2 separate regions of the Mus musculus genome follow, and region 1 is linked to region 2. Evidence: chromatin contacts called from ENCODE Hi-C or POLR2A ChIA-PET data. All regions are on one chromosome and are shown on one strand. Each heading gives the region's core, a stretch centred on a gene start or an enhancer-like site at or near the end of the contact. The rest is flanking DNA. Distances are from core to core; before and after follow the strand shown.

Region 1 (4,035 bases), core at 877-3,376, 93 kb before region 2:
AGTAAGAAAAAAATGCTTCTTGTGTTCCTAGGACCGACTATAATACAGAACTTTCGACAGTGATGTGATCATCGGGGTAGAGAACATTCTGGAAGCAGATCCTCCTGGGGCAGCAGTCCCGGGCAGGGGCGGAGGTCGTGGTGGAATAAGAATCTCATGTACATCATGGGTACCAGCCAGGCTCTAAATGAACCACTTCCTTCCCCGGGGCCTCCAGTGCAGCAGAGAAAAAAGGATCTGTCTTCCAACCAAAGCTACGCTCAACTCTAAACACCTCTGTGCTCAGGAAAACATGGGTCCTCTCAAAAAGTGGAAGCAGGGCGAGGTCAGGCCAAAGGCCTCTTCACAGACCACTCAGCACCCTGGTGTGACCCCACAAGATGCACACACTGGTGTGCATCTCTTGGTTAAGATGGTTTCAGCTGCTTTCTCGTCAGCACTGACCACACCTGCCACAGCTGCTCAGACCCCCTTCCCTAGAGAAAGCACGGAAGCAAAGCAAGCACTACCAGAAGGACCGAGTGGAACGTGCCAGGGCAGGCTGGACCGGGCAGCCAGCTGTCCACATCAGAAAAGCCTCCCAGACTGATGCCCGCCTCACCTGCAATGAACTGCTCATACTCTATAACGGGGATGTTTTTATTGAGACTCGGGAGGTCAAAAAACTCGGACCAGGGAATCCGGACCTGGTGGATGTCAGGGCTTTGCCAGTGGTAGAGGCGGCCCCACGGGGGCAGGACTAGCACCCACTCTTCAGTCTTCAACAGCGTCTTCAGCAAGGATGCCACCCGGATATAGACATCCCTGCGGAGATTGAAGCCTTCTGGGGGGTTGACATCATACAGGAGGTACCTGAGAAGGGAGCAAGACATAGGCCGTGTGTGAACTGTGGGGAATCTTCATGGGGCACCCACACCCGGCTTACAGAGAGGGCAGTGACTATACAATGACCAGCAGAGCTCATAAGTGCCAACAGCAGATTCACACTCTCTGACAAATCAGAATGTAAACGGAACCTCAGCGGCTGAGCCTGAGAATCGGTTTCACAGCCATTCCCACAGTGTCTCATCCAAAGACTCCTTGACTCCTTCACAGTCTGAACAAAATTAATGAGATGCCCAAAGGCCAGTTGTTTACTCAGGGGGGGCCAAACCTTTGACAATGAGGCATGACGCTGTCTGTCATCAATAATTCATCGCTATTCTGAGATGTATGTGGTCAATGGGCACAGGTTGGACAAATCTGGTTTATAAATTAAATCTACTGACAGTTCCTGTGTTGGAAGCTAAAGCTAGAAGTATTCATCCATTCACTGAAAAATAACAACAGTCTCGTTATATTAACAAAGATTATTTTAAATGAAAAATATGCATTTTCAAAATAAAAACAGTGAAAAGGATAGGATGATAATATTCTGATTAAGCCTCACTGTGATATTACAGGTCCGGTTGGCTGGCCGGTGGAAAAACTCCACAGTACACTAATGACATCTGAGAAAGTCAAAGTGACGAAGAATCTCCCTCCGTGAAAACGGTTCTAAAACTTTATTTAAGGCTTCGCCAAAGCAAGATTCCTTTCTACGGAATCGCGGGCAGGCTTCAGTCCCGTCATCACTGGGTTTGTCGGCACCAGACCCCTGGTTTACCCTCCCTCCAGTTTGGGGAAGAGCGGCCGCGGAAGAAGCGCCATCTCCACGACAGCCCACACGAACTTCTGTCTCGCTGGAACTTAAGATCGGCCTCGGGACAGCGTGCCTGAGGTGGCCAGAGCCGGGCTCCACCTACGCTCCCGGACCTTCTGGTAGCGATCTCTCGGGAGTAGACGGCCAGCTCAGCCCAAGGCCAGGGCGACCTTCGCCACGCAGCCTTCGCTCCTGCAGCCTGCGTGCGCAGCCCCGGTCCCGCTGCCCCCAGCCCGCTGCTGACCCTGTCCCAGATGCCTCGCTCCGCCCGGCCGGCGTGGACGCGCTTACCGTCTGCGGGATGCCGCCCCCGACAGGATGTCCGCCGCCGACTGGCCAGGCCAGAATTCTTCTCCTGAAGCCGAGACCGGCCGCCAGGATGCCGCTGCCAGCAGCAGGCAGACGACGCTGAGCGCCGCCATGGCCCCGGCGGCCACGCACTTCCGGCTGCCGCGCCCCGGTCCGGAAGTGCGCCTGTCCGCCCCACGGAGCGCGTCTCCAGTAGCTACGGCAACGCGGCCAGACCCACGGTGCGCACGCGCCTCTCTTCGTCTGAGTAGGAGTATGTGGGCGTGACCAGGGGTGGGTCCTGGGGAATGGGCGTGTCCTCAGCGCAGTCACGCCCTTCCCAAGCTCTCCTGGTTGTACTTTCAGCTGAGGGCGCTGCGGTGGCCTGGCTCGGTTGAGTCTTAGAGTCGTCGGCTTTGCGAGGTGCGCTATTTGTCCCGAGGGCAGAGAGAATTCGCTTGGTCTCATCCGGGACTTGCTGAGCATCACGACGCCAGGCATTCCTGTTGCCGGGTGTTGTACGGTCCCGGGATGTGGGCGGAGCTGGCCGCAGGTCTGGTCCTGCAGGACAGAGCCAGAGGACAGAGCACTGGCCTCCAGGAGTGGGGATGGATGCAGGACCTGAAGGTGCTCTCCGTTCCGTGTAGGGCTCTAGCGCTGGAGCAGCGAGCAGCTTAGGAGTCAGAGGACCAGGTGCCCCACGGAGCTCTGAGCTTTCCTGAAAATACTTGTGAGTGACTGTGGCTTTTTTTTTTTCTTTTTTAAAAGTTGCATCGCAGTGGAAGTGTCTAGAACCAAGTGTTTGTACAGACCCCATTGAAGTGGTGTTAACTGATGGAGTTAGTATTACATACAGATTCCGAAGCAGACAGCCACATACTCTGCACGCTACTACTGTATGCTGTAACAGTCGGATATCTGATAAAAACAAGAGAGTCACAGGTGGCCAGAAAGCATAGCATTAAAGAGATAGTTGAGCTTCATCAAAAAGTAAAACCTAGTCTTTGTCTTTTTTTTTTAAGATTTATTTTATGTATATGAGTACATTGTGGCTGTCCTCAGACACACCAGAAGAGGGCATCAGATCCCATTACAGATGGTTGTGAGACTCCATATGGTTGCTGGGAATTGAATTCAGGACCTCTGGAAGAGCAGTCATTGCTCTTAGCTACTGAGCCACGTCTCCAGCCCCAAAACCTAGTCTTTGAAAGGCAGGGGTAGGAAAAAGAAAAGACAGAGCCTGGGAGAAAGCACCCAGATTATAATAATTACCCTAACAGGGGCTGGAGAGATAGCTCAGCAGTTAAGAGCACTGACTATTCTTCCGGAGGTCCCAAGTTCAAATCCCAGCAACCACATGGTGGCTCAAAACCATCTGTAATGAGATCTGATGCCCTCTTCTGGGGGTGTCTGAAGACAGCTACAGTATACTTACATTTAATTAATAAATTTTTTTAATTACCCTAACAGAGGACTTGTGTCCAATCGTGGAGAGATCTTTAAAGTCCGGGAGTACCTTGGGAGCTGGAGAGAGGGCTCAGCGGTTAAGAGCACTGACTGCTCTTCCAGAGGTCTTGAGTTCAATTCTCAGCAACCACATGGTGGCTCATAACCATCCCATACCCTCTTCTGATGTGTCTGGAGAAAGTGATAGTGTACTCACATACATAAAATAAATAATTAAAAAAAAAAGTTCAGGAGTACCTCAAGATGTAGATGACCCAATGTGTGTGTGTGTGGGGCGGGGAGAACAAATGAACACATGATGGGCACGGGAAAGGCTAGGGTGGCAACATGATGAGCTTGGGAGATGCCCCTTGGTAAAGATGTGGGACAACTAGGATCCCCACATCCTGCTGGTAGGAGTGACAAGTGTTTCTGTTGATGGACAGTTCCTGGTCTGTTCTGGCTTATCCTGGCTGGAGTTGCCCCAAGAGCCACAGCAGGAGAGGTAGGTAGCCCTGGAGAATTCTCCAAATCATCCTAAGAAGGAGCCAGCTGGGATGTCAGTGATGCTAAGCGCCAAGCAAGCAAGTAGTGAGGGCAGAGCTGCAGTGTGCTCCTGA
Region 2 (4,146 bases), core at 320-2,819:
CATGCTAAGTATAACTATGGAAAAACACACGTGGAGTTGCACACAAAGACCTGCCAGGCACAGACAGCACATGGACCTATCCTCGCCTCTGAAATAGTTTTGAAAAAGAGTGCAGGGCAATCAATCATTTGTATTCTTTTAAAAAAATGTGGACTACAGTCCTCTAGATTGCTTTCTTCCTCCCTGTGCCCTTTTCACCTGGACAGGGACTCCAGGTTTGAAGGCGGATGAAGTGGGGATGTGGGCCAGGTGGATGGGCGAGACTGGGCAGGCCCCTGGGTCTGGGGCAGGATCCGGCCTTTGAAGCCTGGAGAGGATTCAGATGATGTGAGCAGATGAGAATCCCAAGCAGGCCTCGGGCTGCAGCTGCGGAGCAGTGGGCAGAGGGAGGGCAGAACCAGCCCAGGTCAGGAGGCTATATGGAGACTAAGAGGAAGGGAGACTGGAGAGGGGCCTGGGAGGATTAGGAAGAACTCTGGGGTTTAGGAAAAGCTATGGGGTGTTACTGAAGGACTTGGTCTCTGGTCTGCAGAAAAAGTGTGAGTCACTTGAGATGGTACAGACTCAGGGTGGAGGTGTGAGAAGGTCTGGGGACCCTGGCTGAACCTGGATAGTTCTTTGTGGTCTGGGAAATGAGCCAGGCTAAGAAGGACAGTGGAGATGGGCAAGGATGAGGGCTGGGGAATTTGGGAAATTGTCACTAGGCCAGCGCGAATGGCTTTCTGGAATCTGGATTTGCTGTTTGATAGGGGTCAATGTCTCTGATTTTGTTAAAGGCCAGGCCAGGAAGGCCATGCTGCCCTGTTGTTGGAGGAAGGAGCCCAAAAGAGAGAAAAATGTGTGTGTGTGTGTGTGTGCTTACTTGAAGGTACCTTTTTGTCTCTGGGTATTCCAATTGTGTGTGGGGGGGGTGGATGTGGGGACAGGGGTCACCCCTGGGTGTGGCTGGCTTCATAACACATGTACACCTGCAGGCAGCTCTTGGAGGAGATACCCGTGGGGGTGCACCATGGCAACGTGCACGGTTTAGAGAGCCTGCCCTGGACTAGAAGACAGTGGAGATATTGAGGCTGGCAGGACCCTCATGACACACCCAGGGATCCAAGAGTGCAAGGGACATAAGAAGTGGTCGTGGTCGCTCCGAAGTTTCCACTGATGGTAGATGTCTTCTTTCTTCAAATCTCTGACCTTCCCGTTGTCCACCTCACAGACTGAACACATGCCCTGCAGTGGGCATGAATTAATGAATGCGGGACATCCTTGCACCTTGCTCTGGCTTTGAATCTGGATCTCACATATTGCCTCTGGTAGCTTCAGGAGGCAACATGGTATGAAGGGACAACACCCGCGTTGGAGACATTGGAGAGAGGACGAGACTGCCACTCAGAGTTTTAGAAGCTGCGATAGATGCCAGCCCTTGTTCACCCTGCTTGCTCCCAGGTTCCGATCCTACCAGATTGCTCACCGGGTCCTCTCTGGCCCAGCTCTGCTTCTTGAGCCCAGAGCCCCGCCCATCGAGCTGTCTCCGCCCCGTCCCGCCCCTGCCCACCCCTGCCCTAGCCCGCAGCAGCGGTCGGGAGCACTGTGGGCTAGCGGCTCACCGAGGAGCTGGGTGCAGCATCCGGGCGCAGACGGCCTGGCCTGGGGAGATGGCGCCCAGGTTTGCAGGCTCAGGGCTAAAGGGTGAGAGGGGTTGCGGGTCTCTTGGGCTCCACTGACCTGTGACTGTCCTCCGCAGGTGGCACCTCCTGGATGTGCTCACCAGTTTGGTCTTGCTGCTGGTGGCACGCGTCTCCTGGGCAGAGCCAGGTAAGCCTGGATGGAAACATAACTTGGTGCCCCAGGGTTCGCTCTACTTACGTGCCTTTTGTGCAGTTCTGTGGCTTGTCCCCGAAACAGCCACCTCTTATCCTGTACGGTCTGCCGGGAGGCAGTGGCGTCCGGGCCCTGCCCACGCGCAGGTGGCGGCCGGTGGCTGGAGCGCTCAAGGGTAGCGCGATGGTGGCGTTTTCAGTGCTGTGTTGCTTATGTTGGCCATTCATTCTCTAGGGTTTGAGCGTCTGGGGTTCCGGGGTGCGAGCTGTCCGTGTTTGGAGTCCCTTGTGGGGTGGCCAGACTTAAGCGGCTCTGCGGGGAAGTTTGTGCGTTCCGCTGGCTAGGCAAGCAGAGGCATACACCCGTGTCCCACCTCACCAATGTTGCCCTTCCTGGCCTCATTCTGGTCAACGCTTGAGTGAGTGGCCGCCGCCGGTCCCTCCAGGTCCTCGGGAGGGACCGTGGGCGGGGTTTGTCACGGCTGAGAAAGAACCGAGAAAGATCGTTAAGTGCATGGCGTCATCTTTGCGTTTCCAACCTGTTGAGGCAAAACTGCGCGCGTTTGCCCGGGGCCGGACTCCGGTGGCCGGCTAGTCTTTGTGTACCACTGCAGCTCCAGGCCCCTGTCCCCCGCGCCTGCAGTGGTGTCGGGTTGCGCGCGGTCCCCTTTGATGCTGATGAGCGCCAAGCGCAGTCAGGCCGGCCACAATGCTCCTAAGCCCACGGAATCGTCGCCTTCTTTGCTGCCCTGTGAGGACCGCAGCAGCATGGGCGCACTGAGAACTGCTTTGCCACCAGCTCAGAGATTCTGCAGCTAACCAGCAACTGGCTGCTCTCCTCCTGCTCAACATATCCAAGAGGCTCCTGAGTTGGGGGTTGGTGCAATGCCAGACTGCCGGGGTAGAAACCCCGCGCTTTATCACAAAGGCGCCTGCTGGTGACCTCCCGAAAGAACCAAATCCGAACTCTGCAGTATCACCTGCTGTGGTCCCAGGCCTCTTGCCACAGCATCATGAAGGATAAAAGATAAAGAGAGGAGGGGAGTCACTCTGGGAAGGAAAAGTAACTTGGTACATTGCTTTAGTGCGTTAGTCACTTCAGGCTAAACATCAGTACAGGCCCTTTTAAACAGCAGATCTGAAAAGCACCTGTTGCTTGGGTAGCAGATAGTTCTTCATTTATTTGTGTTAACTACAGGGGGTGGGGTGGGGTGGGGTGGGGTGGGGGTAGGGTAACGCCTTTCAACTGCAGGAGATGGGTCTTGGCCAGGCTGTTCTTACTGACCAACCGCGTGGCACTTGGGGCTATTAATCAAATGAGGGCCTGGCAGGGGCTGCAGACAGGGATTTGTAAGCCTGGGGCCTCTTCTGTAACCACTGATGACAAAGGAAAGATGCTGGAGAGAGCAGCACACACACACACACACACACCAGCCCCCCAGCTAGACTGGTTTCAAGTGTAGAAAGGTGATAGATCGTAATTTTAGCCTTTGGGTGGAACAAACCTCTGTGTCTGTAAACTTGGCGATCTAAGGATAACCTTGGGAAGGTGATGTCTCTCTGCTTGCTGTAGCTACTGTTGGGGGTTTTAGTGGTGCACCCTCAGGGACAGGGAGGTCCCTCTAGAGATGTCCAAGGAATGTGATTCTTTTGCCTCCTGGAGGTTGAGTCAAAAGCTGCTCAGTGGGGGGGGGGGGGGCGGGGGCCGCGGCTTGTGTTGCTTACACCAGCTCCTCCCCCAACATGGCCAGGGCTCCTCATCCCGGTAGGGCTGAGTCCTCTGGACCAGGATAACTGTTGAGCTTTTAAGTTATTGGGGGTGGGGGATGGGTATGGAGGGGGAGGAGGTATGGGGGTGGGGTGGGGGAGAACTAATATGCCTGAAATCCTGACTGGCAGGTTGTGATTTGCTTGGGTCATGTAGAAACCGCCCTTAGCTGCCTGGAGGCCTAGCTACATCTCCAAATAAATGTGTCTATGCTGAGCAAAGCCCCTCTCTGTTTTTGGACTGGTCCTGAGGTGCTGCCCATTCTGAGATTCCTTTGGATGCTCTGAAATAGTGGGTTGTATCTCTACTCTTAACCTGCCTCGGGGGAGCTGTCACACCACCTAGGACTCCTAGGATATGCAAGGTCCCCCATTTGTCTGCAGTTTCTTCTCTTGTGCACTCCTATTCGCCGTGTGGTTATGGACTTTAAAGAGGGGTCTGTGAGGAAAGAGGACACGCCAAGGAGGCATCTATGGGTGCTCATAACCACCCTGGTGCTGACTTCATATCCTCTTGTCCCCAGCTCTTCTCGTGCTTGACTTTCCTACAGATTGCCTGTGCTCT

The links. Hi-C counts contacts between places; a loop is a spot of excess contacts on that map. ChIA-PET counts read pairs that join two places held with the same protein, here RNA polymerase II (POLR2A).
Region 1: POLR2A ChIA-PET joins it to region 2 with 33 read pairs in Patski. The contact joins the promoter of Pofut2 here to the promoter of Col18a1 in region 2. A Hi-C loop is called at or near these places in 1 of 37 maps with a recorded cell type or tissue (Patski). POLR2A ChIA-PET finds 5 or more read pairs at or near these places in 4 of 5 experiments (Patski and embryonic stem cell).

The regions. Positions count from the first base shown.
Region 1 is chr10:77,257,391-77,261,425 of GRCm38, reverse strand. It overlaps Pofut2 (protein O-fucosyltransferase 2), which reads right to left and starts at 2,126. Exons shown (of 9, transcript NM_030262.3): 1 at 1,973-2,126; 2 at 602-852. The coding sequence starts at 2,103. Gm10941 (predicted gene 10941) reads left to right here and starts at 2,203. Exons shown (of 2, transcript NR_026944.1): 1 at 2,203-2,699; 2 at 3,440-3,661.
Region 2 is chr10:77,163,953-77,168,098 of GRCm38, reverse strand. Col18a1 (collagen, type XVIII, alpha 1) reads left to right here and starts at 1,569. Exons shown (of 42, transcript NM_009929.3): 1 at 1,569-1,660; 2 at 1,739-1,809. The coding sequence starts at 1,650.